Linked DNA regions of Homo sapiens: region 2 is linked to region 1. Evidence: chromatin loops called from intact Hi-C (ENCODE). Cell type or tissue: Calu3. All regions are shown on one strand. Each heading gives the region's core, and the rest is flanking DNA. Links, peaks and the distances in the headings are about the cores only. Region 1 has its middle 22 kb from the start of EFNB1. Region 2 overlaps YIPF6 (Yip1 domain family member 6).

The links. A loop is a pair of places that touch in the nucleus more often than their neighbours do. Peaks named below come from ENCODE experiments on the same cell type or tissue, not always from the same donor. Only the 100,000 strongest peaks of a DNase experiment are listed, where the experiment ranks them.
Region 2: a loop joins it to region 1, with 8 times the contacts of the local background. A loop is called at or near these places in 48 of 110 quality-filtered maps.

What each region holds. Positions count from the first base shown.
Region 1 is chrX:68,800,185-68,813,594 of GRCh38, forward strand. No RefSeq gene overlaps it. Among named protein-coding and RNA genes, the nearest start is that of EFNB1, 22 kb to the right of the region's middle. In Calu3, for the core only: a CTCF peak has its summit at 7,810 (motif pointing left); a DNase peak (open chromatin) is centred at 7,846.
Region 2 is chrX:68,509,260-68,514,259 of GRCh38, forward strand. It overlaps YIPF6 (Yip1 domain family member 6), which reads left to right. Exons shown (of 7, transcript NM_173834.4): 2 at 2,590-2,718; 3 at 4,068-4,146. Among named protein-coding and RNA genes, the nearest start is that of YIPF6, 13 kb to the left of the region's middle. In Calu3, for the core only: no CTCF peak of the experiment used is centred there; a DNase peak (open chromatin) is centred at 2,212.

The sequences.
Region 1 (13,410 bases), core at 5,233-10,232:
GAAGGAAATGTTAGCACTCGAGAGTCCACTGGCCTGCTAAAAATCTCCCCTTGGATGTCATCCCCAATATCTCAAAGCCACCATGGCTCCAACCCAACTCAGCGTCTCTCCTCTCCTGACCCAGAACCTCCAACCAATCGGTCCCCACATCCAGTGGCTTTTCTCTCCTCCTTATCTCTCGAGTTTGTCCCCTCCCTCATATCCACACTGCCACCACTAGGCCATCATCATCTTTCACCACTCACTTGGAAAAACATACTGCCTCCTCATTGGTTTCCCTGAGGTCATTCTTGACCCTCCAATCCACACTCCACACCTCTGAAATACCCTTCCATGGCTCCTATCACTCTTCCAATAAAACCAAGTTATGGTCGGCCAGGCCCTGCGTGCTCTGACTCTCAGGTCCTTCTCCAGCCTCCACTCTGCCACTTCTGGGTGGATGGTCCCACTTCCCTCTCACAGAATGACTCTTGCCCATCTCCAGACTTTGGCACATGCTGACTTCTCTGCCCAAAATGGCTTCCCTTCTTTCTACTTCATCATTTGGCAAATTCCTTCTCATCCCCTGAGCCTCAGCTTACACAGCCTTTTCTTCAGGGAGGCAGTCTGGGTCAGGAGGTTCCACACTCCTGTGCTTCTCTTTGTTACAGACCTGATCATACTGGCTAGTACTAGAATACACTATTCTAGTATCTATCCAGTTATGTTCTAGACCCTCTCACCAGAATGGGAGCTCCTTGAGGACAACAAGAATCATGTCTTTTTTGTCCTTGGATAGCATCTTGTGGGTGCTTAATGCTTGTGTGTTGAATGAAAACTCTGGAAACAGCTTGGTACTTTGAGCACAGTAAGCCAATGTTGTTTGGATGGGATTAATATCCAGGAAAGAGATTGGGTATCTCAATCCTACCCCCATTTCATTGCTATCTCCAGTAGACAGAGTTAGCAATGAAATGGGGGGTAGTATTGGGAAAGAGTTTAAGGTAGTGGAGCACAATTTTGGCTGGAATCTGAAGTTTCTGCTAGGAAGGACTACATGAGTTGAGAGAAGGAGAAGCCTGTTTGGCCTGCAGGGGAGGGTGGAGGTGGGGGTGTATGTCATTATATGGAAACCCTAAGGAAAGACACCTTTAGGAAAGTGGGGTGTATGTCATTATATGGAAACCCTAAGGAAAGACAGCGTTAGTGCTTCCAGTGCACCAGGCAGTCCTCTGCAACCACACTTAAAATCTGTTCATCCCTCCTGTGCTACATGGGGCTAGCAGCATGATTGTACCCACCGTGGTGTTTGCAGTTGGTTGGCTGGCAGAGGGTGAAGTTGGCTGTGAGACCTCATTCACTCCCCAAAATATTTGTTGAACACTCATGATGTGCCAGGTACTGTTCTAGACACCGAGGAGCATAGCAGTGAATATAAGAGACTAAAATGTACAAAAATCCCTTCTCTCATGCAGCTTATATTCCAGTGGAGGAAGACAGACAATTGAGAATGTAAATAAAATATCTAGAATGTTAGGTGGTTATAAATCTATGGACAATCATTAAGTATGGAAGGGAGCTAAGAACTTCCTAAGGGAGCATGTGTTTCGATGATCAGTAGGGAGATCAAGGAAGGCATCCCTGAAAAGGTGACATTTAAGCACAGGCCTACAGGGAATGAGGAGCAACTCCTGCAGTAGGTGTTGTAAAGATTAACAGAGTCAGGAAGTGTGAGGTCCCCTGCCAGGCCTGAAGCTGAAGGCTACCATGAATGAGGAGTCAGTAACCTAAACAGACACCCGGGAGACTGAGCTGGTCCTGGAATTTCATCACAGCTGCAGTCCCATCTCTTCCCATTCCCACTCCAGCCCCCACCTTCGCCACACAGACACAATAAGATAGCGCATCAACCCATCAGTCCAGAACTGCTTCTGAGTGGCTGATGTGTCATGCCTCATCCTACTTCACTTTAGCTGAGACTGATATTCATTCCTGTGTATGACTGACAAGCCTGATTAACCATGGCAGATTGGTATTTGCTATCTCAGATTCCTGCATTTATCAGGATGGCAGGAATGAGTGTGAATGAAATACCACCACAATGGATCCAAAGTGCTTCAGGTACTGGGTGTGCTTGTTGGCACTGGGATTTTATGTGCAGCCTCACTGACTCTGGGAAGTTCCTGTTCCCTGTCTGACCCTCAGTTTCCCCATTTGTAATATAAAGCCCCTGCCCTACCTCCCTTATAGGGCACATGAGGATAAAAATTATGTGAAAATGTTAGAGTGGGATACAAAGGCCCTTGGGGGATGCCACCCTAGTGTGGTCTTTTCTGAGAGGTGGAGATGGCATAGCTCCTCTAGACATCTGCCTGTGCCTGGCCTTCTGATAAACCTCTGGGTGGTGTCACTGAACTCATCAGTTTGATCTCCATCTGTCAGAGAGAGCTGCTACGGACCCAGGGCAAGGATACTGTCTCATCAGGGGCGTGGTAGGCTGCAGATATGGAACTGGGGTGCAGGCCCTTTTCCTCACTTGCTTACCATCCTCTGTGAAGAAATCCAAATCTACTCTCTTGGAGTAGACTCAGGAAATTTAGGAAGCATTCATCACACCAGGCACTGAACTAAGCATGTGTGTAAGTCTGTGTGTGTGTGTGTGTGTGTGTGTGTGTGTGTTTCGGGGTTGGGTGGGAGAAATACAAAGATAAACAGGCCGGGCGCGGTGGCTCATGCCTGTAATCCCAGCACTTTGGGAGGCCGAGGCGGGCGGATCACGAGGTCAGGAGATCGAGACCATCCTGGCTAACACGGTGAAACCCCATCTCTACTAAAAATACAAAAAATTAGCCAGGCGTGGGGGCGGGCGCCTGTAGTCCCAGCTACTCGGGAGGCTGAGGCAGGAGAATGGCGTGAACCCGGGAGGTGGAGCTTGCAGTGAGCGGAGATAGCGCCACTGCACTCCAGCCTGGGTGACAGAGCGAGACTCTGTCTCAAAAAAAGAAAAAGATAAACAAGGTCAGGTCTCCACCTCAGGGGCACACAGTTTAGTAAGAGGGGAGATATCTATGAAACTAGTTCTAATTCAAGGCACAAACTGAATGCAGTAGGAGGAGAAGGAGAGCTTGATTTCAATGGATAAAATCTAGGCCGGGCATGGTGGCTCATGCCTGTAATCCCTGCATTTTGGGAGGTTGAGGCAGGAGGACCGCTTGAGCCCAAGGGTTCAAGAACAGCTGAACAAAACAGCAAGATTTTGTCTCTGAAAAAAAATTTAAAAATTAACCAGATGTGGTGGTGCAAACCTGTAGTCCGAACTACCCCGGAGGCTGAGGCAAGAGGATCCCTGGAACCCAGAAGTTCAAGGTTACAGTGAGCTATGAACACACCACTGAACTCCATCCTGGGTGACAGAGTGAGACCCTGTCTCAAAAACAAATAAACGAAAAACCTAACAAGGCCTCAAATAGTAGTTGAACCTTGAAAGATGGGTAATTTTTTGACTTTCAGAGACGATAGCATGAGCAATAACACAGGACACTTCAGGGAACTAGCCAGTAGTAGAGTGTGACTGGAGTGAGAGGAAGTGGGGAATAGGAGATGAGGCTGAGAAACGAGGGCTAAGACATGACTGGGTAGGGCTTTGAATGCCAAGCTAAGGAGACAGGGAGTCTTTGATGGAGAAGGGGAATTATACCAAGAAGTGTTTTAGGATAATCCATCTAGGTGTGGAGAAAGGGGTGGCTGGAGGAAAGGTCACCTATGAGACTTTTGCTGTGATCTAGGGAAGGGATGCTGATACCTCAGATCAGGGCAGTCAGTGAGAATGGAGAGGAGGGGGTGGGTGGAAAAGATACCACCAAAGTGACTCCCACCTCACCTGGAAAATGATTGATTATAGGAGTGAAGGAAAGGGGCTTCCAAATTTGCTGCTAATGAGCACCATCTTCCCCCTTCTTATACTTGTGCAGTTGGATTGGGAGTGAGGGTAGGGCTAGATCAGGTTCCATTTAGTGCTGTAGCATTTCAACTTATCCATTTCAGCCTCTGAACTCTGAAGCTTGATTCACTGTCATTCTAGTTTTTGGGGTTTTGTGTAATTTGCAAATTCCCGAGAGCCAGGCTGCTTTGCTACTTACTACCTGTGTGATCTTGGGCAAGCCACCTAACTTCTATAAAGCCATAGGTTCCTTATCAGTATTATGGGGGTAATGATAGTATCTACTCCATAGGGTATATGTGAAAATTAAAGGAAAGACCTGCTGCCTGCCACATTGTAAACACTTGATAAATGCTATTATCGTTATCGTTCAATTCATTTTTCCTTAGTACCTATGTTGTGCCTGACAATGTGCCAGATGCCCTGCAGGATGCAGAGGATTAGGCCTGGTTTCTGGGAAATAAATGTACGCTAACTGGCCAGAATCCAACAGGCTCATGGATATAGTAGAGAGAGGCTCAGAGTGGTGTGGTGAGAAGCGAGAGGAGAGGAAGTCATTGAGCCTGATGAGATGCAGTAAGGTTGGGGGAGGGAGATAAAAATCTCCTTTTTGGGTAGAACGTGCCAGGCATCCCCTGAGCAGTGGGGCAGTCATGGCCACAGCCTACTAAGCCAGGTGTATGAAGCTCCTATGAGACAGGAGGATGGCTTAAGCCCAGGAACTTGAGGCTGCAGTGAGCCATGTTTGTGCCACTGCACTCCAGCCTGGATGACAGAGCAAGACCCTGTCTCAAAAAAAGGTAGGAGATTGGAGTTTAAAACTATTATTGTAGAACTGTCTATTCCTCCTGTCAATTCTGTCAATTTTTGCTTCTTGTATTTATGGACTTTTTGTCGGGTGCATATATGTTCATTTTGCTATATCCTCATGAATATCTGAATAGACCTATAACAAGTAAAGAGATTGAATCAGTAATTAAATATCTCCCAACAAACAAAAGCTTGGGACCAAATGGCTTCACTAAAATAATTAACACCAATTCTTCTCAAAACCTTCCAAAAAATGGAGGATAAAGGAACACTTTCTAACTAATTTAATTATGTCAGTATTACTCTGATACTAAAGTCAGACAAAAATATCACGTTAAAAAAACAGATAAATAACACTTGTGAATATAGATGAAAAATATTCAACACATTAACAGTAAGCTAAATTCAACAGCATATTAAAAGCTTTATACATGTTACCAAGGGTGATTTATCCCAGGAATGCAAGTATCTTTCAATGTACAAAAACCAACCAATGTAATATACCGTATTAACAGAATGAAGGGGAAAAATCCACATTCTAATCTCAACTTATGTTGAAAAATAATTTGACAAAATTCAACACCCTTTCAAAACTTACTAGAAAGCTACAGTATTTACAACAGTCTGGTCCTGGCCTAAGGATAGATACATTGATGATTGGAATCAAATTTAAAGTCCAGAAATAAACCCAAATGTCTATGGTCAACTAATTTTTGACAAAGGTGTCAACACTACTCAACAGGGAAGAAAGATCTTTTCAACAAATGATGCTGGGGCAGCTAGATATCTACATGCAAAAGAATGAAGTTGGACCCTTACCTCAAACCGAATACAAAAATTAACTAAAAATGGATCAAATACCTAAATATAAGAGTGAAGATTATTTTTTAAAACTCTCAGAAGAAAACACAGAAGTAAATTTTTATGACTGGATTTGGCAATGTTTTTTTAGATGTGACACTAAAAGCACAAGCAGTAAAATAAAAAATAGATTAATAGAATTTCATCAAAATTAAAAACTGTTGTGCATCAAGGAATACTATCAAGAGAGTAAAAAGACATTCCACACAGTGGGAGAAAATACTTGTGAATCATGTGCCTGTAAGGGTCTATCTGGACTATATGAAGAACTCTTACAACTCAAGAGAAAGACAAACAACCCAATTTAAAAATGGACAAAGCACTTGAATAGACATTTCTCCAAATAAGACATACAAATGGTCAACATGTACATTAAAAATTTGTCAGTGTCACTAATCATTATGGGAATGCAAATCAAAGCTAAAGAGCTTATTTCACTTCCACTAGATTGGGCATAATTTAAAAAATAGAAAATGATAGGTGAAGAAATTGAGACCTGTGTACATTGCTGGTGTAAATGTAAAATGGTACACACACTGTGAAAAACAATTTGGTGACTACTCAATATATTAAACAGAAAATTACCATATGACCAAGCAATCCTACTCCTACATATATACTCTAAAGAATTAAAAAGAAATGTTCAAATAAAAATTTGTAAACGAATGTTTATAGCAGCACTATTCACAGTAGCCAAAAGGTGGAAACAGCTCAAATGTCTGTCAATGGATAAACAAAATGTGGCATATCCATAAAATATAATATTTTTTAGTCACAAAATGAAATGAAGTACTGATACTTGCTACAACATGGATGAACTTTGAAACAAGGCAGGCGCAAAAGACCACATATCATATCATTTCATTTATATGAGGTACCCAGGATAGATAAATCCACAGACAGAAAGTAGAGGGGCTGCCAGGGGTTGGAGGGAGAGGGGAATGTTACAAGTTTTCCATTAGGAAGATTAAAATGTTCTGGAGCTAGATAGTGGTGATGGTTGAACAAAACTATGAATGGACTAGTTGCCAATGAATTGTACATGTTAACAATGGTTAAAATGGTAAATTTATGTTATGTGTATTTTGTCCTAATTTAAAAAAAAAAGAAAAGAAAGGAAAGCTCCAGGAAAACAAAAAGCTGTCTAAAAAAGGCTAAGAAAGGGAAATGGTTGCATCATAAACTACTTGGATATGAAGGAAACACAATGTACATAGCCACCATAATGCCATTATTGCTTGTTTTCAACTTTTAAAATCAACATGCAGAGAAGCCACGGAAGACTTAATTAGGCTTATGGAAATGTCATCAATCTTGACAATGTGAAATTAAAAGTATACGTGATGAAAGATGGGATGTAGAAAGGAAGAGAGGAGCTGAAGAGGAAAGCAGGGCCACTAATATTCTTATCTTACAGAACGGGGAATCAAGAGATATTGTCTACAGTTGATAAAGCAAGAAATATAGATGCAAGCAATTGTCTAAAGCTACACAGAAAAGCAAGGAAGGAACTAAAGATAAGGTGTATATGGAGAAGACAGGAGTAGGAGAGGTTGTGTCTTAAACTGATAGATTAAGAAATAGCAGCTTATGTATAGTATTAGAGATAAATGAAGGAACTAATTACCAGGAGAAACAGCTAAAAGACGAGCGGGTCTGGCATGGGAAAAGATGGGGCAAAGGACTGTTGATTGTTATAATAAAAACTTCTACTCTTTGATTTTTAATCATATACATGTATTCGTTTGATTTCAAAAATACACATTAAATCCTGTAGCTCTAACCATATCCACTCCTAGCCTTAAATCCTTCTAAAGCTCTCCAGTGATACAGGTTAACTTTTGAACTTTTTTATGTAATTCAAAGCCCTTTGAAATCTGGCCCCAGATTCAAAGAGTAAATACATGAAGAAAATGACAACTTTAGACTATGATAAGTGTTATGACGAAAATAAAACAAGAAATGACCTAAATAATGATTAGAGTTGGGGGAGTGGCAATGTTAGCCTGGATGATTGGAGAAGGTTCCTGAGGAGGTGGCAATTGAACTGAGACCTGAATGAGGAGATATGAATAGCTTTCTATATCTCCCACAATGCCTTGCATACGTTATGTGGTACACACTATATATTTGCTGGTTGGCTGAGCATGGAGTCTCAGGGACAGAAGGTTCCTTAAAGGTTTTCTAATCCAGGTCCAAGCCTACATAGGTTTAATTTCCCAACAGTAGGACACTGCCCTCAAGTGGTACAATCGGCCTCAAGGTCGCCAAAGTTTCCCACTGGAGGAGGTCCTCAAGACTCCCTTATGGATAGCTGCAGAACTAGCATTTTCTAGGCACCTGCTGTGTGCCTGAAACTTTTATACCCAGTATCTTACTTAACCCTTATCTGGTGGTACTATTATCATTCCCATCTGAAAGATAAGGCAAACTCAGAGAGTTTATGTAACTTACCTAAGGCCAAGCTGCCAGCAAGAGTGTAGTGAATTGTCTGACTACAAAGCTGGTGCCTCTTCCTACCATTCTTTGCTCCCTTAATTCTGAAGTTTAAACTACCCTGTTCAGGCTTTAGAAGTTCTTTGAGATTCCCAACCTCAGAACTGCCTTGGTTTCCTTGGGCCTTTCTCACTGGAGATATCAGCTCAGCCTATTCCACCTAGTGACCCTATAGAGATGTGAGGTTCCACTGTCTTTATTTTTCATGATTATAACATGAGGACTGAGATATTGTGTGACCCAAAATGCCCCTGGTTGGACATTCCCATACCTCACTCAGGCTTCCTTCGCCAAATTTGGACTCGCTCTTATTTCGTGTGTGTGTGTGTGTGTGTGTGTGTGTGTGTGTGTGTGTGTGCACGCGCCTGGTCTCCAGGCAAAAAGGTCATTTCAATCCCCTGCATTGTGACCTTTTCTCTTCCCCATCTATCACCGAATCTGCTGGGCCTGTTCCACCTCCCGTTTTATCTCTCCTGTGGGCCAACGCAAGGGATTTACTCTTTCATATCCCAGAGAAGATCCTGCAGATCTCCTATACTTCCTCCCTCTCTCTGCCTCCTTCACAGTCACAGGGCCTGAGCCTGCTGCCAAGAGGTAGAAACAAGAGAGCAGGGGCTTGGGCCTCTCTGGGATTCTTTGGGGCAGCCTGTTGTGAGAGGCGCATGCCCTCGTGTGTTCACATCATGTAAATTCAGGCTAAAATTAGAGGCCTTTGGCCTTGATGTTGGACCCTTCTCCATGACCTGGCCAAGGAACCTAGCTTTTGCCTCTGCCTGTGCCATCGTCTCTCTGGCATTTGAATCAACCTAGGTCTTGGGAACTTTATCTCAGTCTCACTCCAAAAGTAACTCCTTTTGGTCTGGCCATTCTCTCTCTCTCTCTCTCTTTTATTCTCTCTCTCTCTTTTTCTCTCTCTCTCTCTCTTTCTCTCTCTCTCTCTCTCTCTCTCCTGTAACTATGAAACAATGATAATAGCCACTCTTTGTCATACATGTCAGGAGATTTATATGCATTAGCTCATTCAATCTGCACAACACCCTGGTAGGTAAGTGTTACTTTCTTGGCCTATAGTAGGCACTTAATGAATGAATGAATGATATCTCCCCAATTCATCACAGATCAAACAGAAGCTCAGGGAGAATCACACAGGTAATAAGAGACAGATATAAAATAGAAACACAAGTCAGTTTGACCTCAGAGCCAGGGCTCCCAACAGCTATATTAGGATGCTTCTAACACTACTGAGGCTCCTTAAATCCCAATCCCCAGGTTTATCTGAGGGGAAAACTGAGGGTTGTGGTTAGCTATGCTGGGTTTCAAGTTAGACAGCTAGTAAGGAGGCACCATACCTTCCTAGCTGTGTGAATGTGGGCAAATTACTTAACTTCTCTGTACCACAACTTTTTTGTTGGCAAATGATAGTATTTATAGTAAACAACTCAGAGGGTTGGGCCACTTTAATGAGATAATGTACATAAAGGATTTAGTATGGGGCTTGACACATAGCAATTGCTCTGCCCCTTGCTCTTCACCCCATATCCTCAACCCCTTTCTCCATTCTAGTGAGGCGAATGGTAGCCACCAAAAAGATATGGCCATGTTCTAAATCTTGGACATGTGAATCCTGGAACCTGTGAGTGTTTGCTTATTTGGAAAAAGCATTTTTGCAGATGTGATTAAGTTAACAATCTTGAGATGAAGAGATCATCATGGGTTATCTGTGTACATCCTAAATCCAATGACAAGTGTCATTGTTAGAGAGAGGCAAAGGGAGATTTGTGTATCACAGTATCTAAGTATTATTTTGGATTTGGGGTTTTTTTTTTGAGACAGAGTCTCCCTCTGTTGCCCAGGCTGGGGTACAGTGCTGCAATCACAGCTCACTGCAGCCTCAACCTCCCATGTTCATGTGATCCTCCCACCTCAGCCTGCCAAATAGCTGGGACTACAGGTGCATGCCACCATGCCTGGCTAATTTTTAAAAATTTTTTTGTAGAGACAGTGGTCTCTATGTTGCCCATGCTGGTCTCGACCTCCTGAGCTCAAACAGTATTCCTACCTCAGCCTCCCAAAGTGCTGGGATTATAGGTGCAAGCCACTGCCCCCTGCCATATCTACGTATTACTTACTTCACATCATAATATTTAATTTTCTGGATATTAGAAGAAGAGTAGATATCATGCAAGGACTTTACCTCCTCTTCTGGGGAAGGGGTTAGTGCATTTTTGGTTGTATGCAGGATAGTTGTATCATGTCAGGTGGAATTGTTATTTTATTTATTTGGAGATTAAGTACAATTTAAGGAGATGTATATGGGTGCCAAGTTGACAAGGGGTGGACTTGTGATTGTTAATTTTATGTGTCCACTTGACTAGGCCATGGGTTGTCCAGATACTTGGTCAAACATTATCTTGGGTATGTCTGTAAGGGTGCTTTGGATGAGATGAACACTTAAATAGGTAGACTCAGTGAAGCAGATTGCCCTCCATAATGTGGATGAGACTCATTCAATGACTGAAAGCCTAAATAGAAAAAAAGGCTGACCCTCCTCTTAGTAACAGATAATTATCTTGCCTGATGGTCTTCAAACTGGGACATTGGCTCTTCCTGGTTCTGCAGCAGCCTGCGGGCTTTAAGACTCAAATTGGGACATTGGTGCTGCAGATTTTGGACTCACCATGCACCCTAATCACATGAGCTGATTCCTTATAATAAATCAGTCTCTCTTGCACGCATGATCTCTCTCCAATTGTTTCTCTGGTGAACCCTGACTGATACAAGGAAATAATGCTTCCCAATTCATTCTGTGAAGTATTATCCTGATAGCAGAACCAGACAAAGACATTAGAAGAAAAGAAAACTACAGACCAAACTGTATCCAGTAACATAGAAAAAGGATTAAACACCATGAACAAGTGAGATTTATCCCTATAATACAAAGTTTGTTGAACACCCAGTAATCAATCAATGTAATAAATCATATTAACAGAATAAAGGGCAAAAATCACATAATCATATGAATAGACACAGAAGAAGCATTTGATAAAATCCAACATCTTTTCATGTTTTTTTAAAAAACTCCACTAACTAGGGTGAGAAGGGAATTTCCTCAACCAGATAAAGAGCATCCACAAAAAAAACAAACAAACTAACAACAAAAAACACAGCTAACATCGAACTTAACTGTGAAAGACAGTTCTTTTCCCCTAAGTTCAGGAACAAGACAAGGATGGCAGCTCTCACCACTTCTATTCAACATTTTATTGGAGAAGCTAGCCAGGGCAATAAAGCAAGAAAAATAAATAAAAGGCATCTAGATAACAAAGGAAGAAGTAAATATTTATCTTTATTTGTATATAAGTGCATAAACAATCCTAAGGAATTTACTAGAACCTAATAAAAGAAACAAGTTAGCCAAAGTCGTAAGATACAAGATCAATGTACAAAAAATATGTGTATTTTAAACACTAGCAATGAACAATCTGAAATGAAATTAAGAAAACAATTTTATTTATGATAACAGCAAAAAGAATACTGAAAAATAAAATTAATAAAAGTGCAAGACTTATACTCTGAAAGCTACAAAACATTAACAAAAATTAAAGAAGATCTAAATATATGGAAAGTCATCCTCATTATTCATAAAATGGAAAACTTAATATTTTAAATGTAATCTCCAAATTGAACTACAGATTCAATGCAATCCCTATTAAAATCCCAGATGGCTTGTGTTTTGCAGATTTAATAAGCTAAAATTTATATGGAATGCAAGGAACCCTGAATAAGCAAAACAATCTTGAAAAAGAAAATCAAAATTGGAGGCCTCTCACATCCTGATTTCAAAACTTACTATAAAGCCATAGTAATCAAGATAGTGTCATATACACTTAAAGACAGATATATAGTACAGATGTATAGATGTAAAGTGGAATACAATTGAGAGTCCAGAAATAAACCTTCATACTTATGGTCAACTGATTTTCAACAAGTATGCTAAAACAATTCAATGGAGTAAGAAAAGTCTTTCCAACAAAGGTGCTGGGACATCTGTATTTCCACATGTAAAGAAATGAAGTTGGATCTCTACCTCACACTATATACAAACATTAACTCAAAATGGAACAAAGACCTAAATGTAAGAGCTAAAACTATAAAACTCTGAGAAGAAAATATAGGGGGAAATATGCATGACCTCATATTTGGCAATGGATTCTTATATATAATACCAAAGCATAAAAACAAAAAAGAAAATAGATAAATTCAACTTCATCAAAATTTAAAATTTTCATGCTTTAAAATGACACTATCAAACAAGTGAAAAACTCATACAACAGAAGAAAATATTTGCAAATAATATACCTGATAAGGAACTTGTATCCATAAAGTATTAAAAACACTTACAACTCAACAATTAAAAACTGAGTTAAAAATTAAAATAAATTAGAGTATTAAATTAATAATTCAGTAAAATATTTCATAGACGCTTCTCCAAGGAAGATATAAAAATGGCCAATAGGTACATGAAAACTTTCTAAATGTCATTATCAGGGAAATGCAAGTCAAATCCACAATGAGATACCAGTTCATACCCACTAGGATAACTACAATCAAAAAGATAGAAAATAACAAGTGTTGGGGGAGAATGTGGAGAAATTGGAACCCTCATACATTGCTGGTGGGAATGTGAAATGGTACATTCACTTTGCAAAGGAATTTACAGTTTCTCAAAAAGTTAAACATAGAATTGCCATATGACCTAGCAATTCTATTCCTAGGTGTATAACCATGAGAAATATAAACATATATGTCCACACAAAAAATTGTACATATACGTTCATAGCAGCATAATTGATAATAGACAAAAGGTGGAAGCAATCCAGATGTTCATCAAGTGATGAATTACTAAAAATTATATGGTCTATCAATGCAATGGAATATTATGTGGCAATAAAAAGGAACAAATTACTGACACATGCTCCTACATGGATGAACCTCAAAATGAGATGCTAAGTGAAATAAGCCTGTCACAAAAGACCACATAGTGTGTGTCTATATATATATAAAAATATATATATAAATATATATAAAAATATATATATAAATATATATAAAAATATATATATAAATATATATAAAAATATATATATAAATATATATAAAAATATATATATAAATATATATAAATATATATATAAATATAAATATATAAATATATATATATAAAATGTTCAGAATAGGCAAATCTATTGAGACAGAAAGTAGATTAATAGTTTCCAGAGGATAGGGAGAGAAAGGAATGGGAATGGTTGGTGACTGCTAATGGA
Region 2 (5,000 bases), core at 1-5,000, 300 kb before region 1:
CATGCCACCATGCCCAACTAATTTTTTAAAAACATTTTTTGTAGAGATGGGGGTCTCACTGTGTTACCCAGACTAGTCTCAAACTCCTAGCATCAAGCGATTCTCCTACCTCAGCTACCCAGAGTTGGGGTTACAGGCATGAGCCACTGCACCCAGCCCCAATGTTTTTATTAATGTTCATGTTCTGTACTCAGCTTCTGTCTTTGCCCTTGCATCTCATGGTGAGTCTCTTTCTAAGCTCTAGCACTTCCTCCAGCAGTAGACTGCTGTTGTTTATTACTCCATACTTGCTAGCCTGGTGATAGGGGCCAGGGAAAGGGGATTCTTTGTTTTCATAGTCTAGTCTCTGCCTTAGGCAGACCATGTGTCCCTGGGTCTCCTGGGTAGCACTTTCTTAGTGATCCTGTCCCCCTCCTAGCTGAAGGAAACTCTTAATGGTCTGGGCCCAGGATGGTTTTCTGTCCATCCCTTAGTAGTAGAGAGCTTTTCCTTTTCCCTTTCTCCAGCTTCAGTGAGTTGTCACCTGTGTTCTGAAGGCAACTTGTTTTTGTCTAAGTGGCTTTAAGGCTCTTTCCTCTAGGGGCTTTTTTCTAGAGAAGAGCCTGTAAGTGGGTGTGAACTCCCCTTGCGTCTATTGCTTCCAGGGATTCTGTACTCTTGTGCTGATCCATACTTGGACTTTAGCAATTTATTTAAAATTTTATTTGAATTCTTACCCATCTGTGTGGTGTGGTGTGCAGCATTGTCTTCCCCTCATGCTTTGCTACTGTTGAGCCAGTGCTGATGTCTCTTCGTGGAAGCACCTGGCTTTCTTTAGATTTCATCCAGGCTACTTGGTCTCCCTACAACTCAGTTCTCAGATGAATTCAGGGAAAGTTATGATTCAGTAAAGTATCTAGCCTTTTCTCATTATTCTACTTGGGGAATGGTCTTTCCAGCTTCCTATATCTTAATCAGAAGTCAAATTACAGTGTTATATAGTCACTTGAAATAGGTGCTATCTTTGTGGTTGTGTGTTTATTTCAATACATGGTAGTTTCATTGGTTTAATTTTTTCTCTCAGTTTCAGGGATTGCTTCCTTCAAATTTTAATTTTGTTTAATAATTGTGTGAAGTGTTTATATGATTGCAAGTCATTTATATGGACAACATATATTGAAAAAAGCCTAGTTTCTCTCCCTGTCTGCTCTATCCTATTCCTTTCTTTCCTCTATAAGAAACCTTTAAAAAAAAATTCTATGGCATGTTTCTTATATTTAAGAAATATGAGTGTGGTTAAGAAATTGTTTTTGTTTTATTTTATTTTATTTTATTTTATATTTTATATTTTATTTATTTTATTTATTTATTTATTTGTTTATTTTTTGTATTTTTTTGTATTTTATTTTATTATAACGGAGTTTTGTTCTTGTTGCCCAGGCTGGAGTGCAATGGCGTGATCTCGGCTCACCGCAACCTTCACCTCCCGGGTTCAAGCGATTCTCCTGCCTCAGCCTCCCGAGTAGCTGGGATTACAGGCATGCGCCACCACGCGCAGCTAATTTTGTATTTTTAGTAGAGATGGGATTTCTCCATGTTGGTCAGGCTGGTCTCAAACTCCCGACCTCAGGTGATCTGCCCGCCTCGGCCTCCCAAAGTGCTGGGATTACGGGCATGAGCCACCATGCCCAGCCTTTTACAAATTCTTTGAACATCCTCATTCCTTCTAAAATTTCAGTATACTGTCTGCATTTCATTTATCTGCAACTGTTGCCCATTAAAAATTGTGCCTACTGGGCCAAAAACTGTATGAGAAGTCATTGCCTCTATTTTCTTAGGAATTTGTAGATTTGAGTTTTGGTTGTAATAAAATTTGACGGATGTGAACATCCTCATTCTTTCTAAAATTTCAGTATACTGTCTTGTGTTTCCTTTATCTGCAACTGTTGCCCACTAAAAATTGTGCCTACTGGCCCAAAAACTGTATGAGAAGGCATTGCCTCTATTTTCTTAGGAATTTGTAGATTTGAGTTTCGGTTGTAATAACATTTGGCAGATGACTATGAATTTAAAAGTTCACATTCTTTATTCACTTTGAAAATTTTATTTGCTCTGTGATTGCCAGGTAACCTGTAAAGACTGTAATCAAGGTATATTTTGCTATTTCCCTGTTTCCCGCACTTGCCTTTATGGTTCATGTAATGCTCATTTTTAGCCAGCAGAGGCCACTAGAGCCTGTTAGGGAGCAGAAGTGCAACAGAAACGTGGCCATTCTAAGACAGTGATTGCTAAAAGGTCACTTTTTAATAACTTTACAATTATTATCTCAGTCTTGCTAGCTTGTGCCATGTGAAGATTTTATGCTAAATGTTGGTGGGCAAGAAGGTGTCTATGACATTTACTTTAGTTTTTTCATTATGTTTAATCTTTAAAGAAATAAATTTGAGGATTATTGTTAACTGCATTGTGTAATGTCTGTTGAGCTAACACCTACTTTCCTATGTAAAACCCTACAAAATACATGGTCCCAACTCTCTAGGAAATGATGATATATATGAGGAATGCTACAGTTTATTACAGGCTTACTTTTTTTCCCCTGACTCTTCTCAGTTTGCAGGCCTTTCAGATATATCCATCTCACAAGACATCCCCGTAGAAGGAGAAATCACCATTCCTATGAGATCTCGCATCCGGGAGTTTGACAGCTCCACATTAAATGAATCTGTTCGCAATACCATCGTAAGTTAGACTAGTTGAGAGAACTTCTGTTCAGTATCATGGGACTAAGTAACTAATAGTACTTTGCAATATTTTCATTTGGTTCACTGATTTTGAATATATTTTATATACTGAAGTTTAATATTTTATCCTAGAGATTAATTTGGTACAGCCTTTTTGGAGAGCAGTTTGGTTATAATGCATATTAATAATCTTAAAACAGCAAGGTGCGGTGGCTCGCGCCTGTAATCTCAGCCCTTTGGGAGGCCAAGGCAGGCGGATCACCTGAGCTCAGGAGTTCGAGACCAACCTGGCCCAGATGGTGAAACCCCCATCTCTACTAAAAATACAAAGATTAGCCAGACATGGTGGCATATGCCTGAAATCCCAGCTGCTTGGGAGACTGAATCGCTTGTCTCCGGGAGGCTGAGGTTGCAGTGAGCCGAGATCGCACCACTGCACTCTGGCCTGGGCGACAGAGCAAGACTCCATCTCAAAAAACAAAAAAAAGGTCTTAAAATGTCCAAATCTTTTTAAACCAATATATTATCATACTTCTCCAAATGTAGTATAAGGAAAGTTTTAAAATGTAAAACAAAAATTTTCAACATTAAAGTATCAATATACAAAGATGTTTATTATAGCATTCTTTGTAATAGGGGAAAGCTAGAAATAAATGAACCACAGATGAGGTATTGGTTAGGTAAATTATGTTATATCTTTGTGGTGGGATGCTAAGCAACTATTATAAATTATGTTTACAAAGTGTTTAATAACGGGTAAAATTCTAGGTGAAAAAATTAAAACAGAATTAGCTCAGTGGTGCTTTGAGAGGTTGTATTTGTATTACTGAACCCTTCTTCCAGTTTCTTGATTTTTTTTTTTTTTTTGTATCTGGCATCTAGGATTCATTTACCAATTAAATTGGGAATGTTAAAAATTTATTTCATATATTGCAAAGAATGTAGTAGCTAGAGAGCAGGCTAATTGGTCCTTGGAACCTCATCTTCTATGAACTGAATGTCACATACTGTGTTTTGTAGAGCAGCTTTTTATAGTACAATTGTTTTAGTTTCTTTAAGCAGCCTATTGGGAGGGCTGTGTTTCTTTTTTATGGATTTTTTCAACATCAAAACAGAACAGATCAAAACAGATGTGGAAAGGTGTTAAAAGTTGGCTTAAGAAGTTAATAGAAAAAGCATACCCTACCTCTCTGGTTTGTTTGTGTAGTGAAGGAGTTGAACTGGAATTATCTGCAAAATTCAGTGAAGAGTTCACAGGAGATTGAAATGAAAGAAATTTTAGCAAATTAAGTAAGGCTGCTGGCAACCTTGGTCATCACAATACAACAAGTTGTTTCTGTCTTTCAGATGCGTGATCTAAAAGCTGTTGGGAAAAAATTCATGCATGTTTTGTACCCAAGGAAAAGTAATACTCTTTTGAGAGATTGTAAGTATATGAGGTTTTTAAGGGTTTGCTTAATCTATCTCACTGTACCTTATCGTAAGTACTTTATAAGGCAAAGTCTCTGTGGTAATAAAACTGACATCATTTTGTAGGATAAAAAAATATGTAAACGAATATGTAAATCAAACTTCTGGCAGAAATTAAAAATTGATTTTATTTTATTTTTATTTTCATTTTTTTTTGAGACAGAGTCTCACTCTGACTTCCAGGCTGGAGTGCAATGGTATGATCTTGGCTCACTGCAACCTCCGCCTCCTGTGTTCAAGTAATTTTCATGCCTCAGCCTCCTGAGTAGCTGGGATTAAAGGCGCCCACCACCATGCCCAGCTAATTTTTTTGTATTTTTAGTAGAGACGGATTTCACCAGGTTGGCCAGGCTGGTTTCCAACTCCCGATCTCAGGTGATCCACCCACCTCGGCCTCCCAAAGTGCTAGGATTACAGGCAGACATTAAAAATTTAGATTGGAATCTCAGAGATTGAAACATTTTGCTTATTATATTGTCCTCATCAGTAAATGTACACTGGCCAGGCATGGTGGCTCATACATGTAATACCAGCACTTTGGGAGGCCGAGGCAGGAGAATTGTTTGAACTCAGGAGTTTGAGACCAGCCTGGGCAACATGGCGAGACCTCATTTCTACTAAAAATAAAAAAACTAGCCAGGCCTGGTAGCACAAGCCTGTAGTCCTAGCTACTTGGGAGGCTGAGGTGGGAGGATTGCTTGAGTCCAGGAGATCAAGGCTGTAGTGCCGTGACTGTGCCACTGCACCCTAGCCTGGGTGACAGAGTGAGACCTGTCTCAAAAAAAAAAAAATATATATATATATATATAT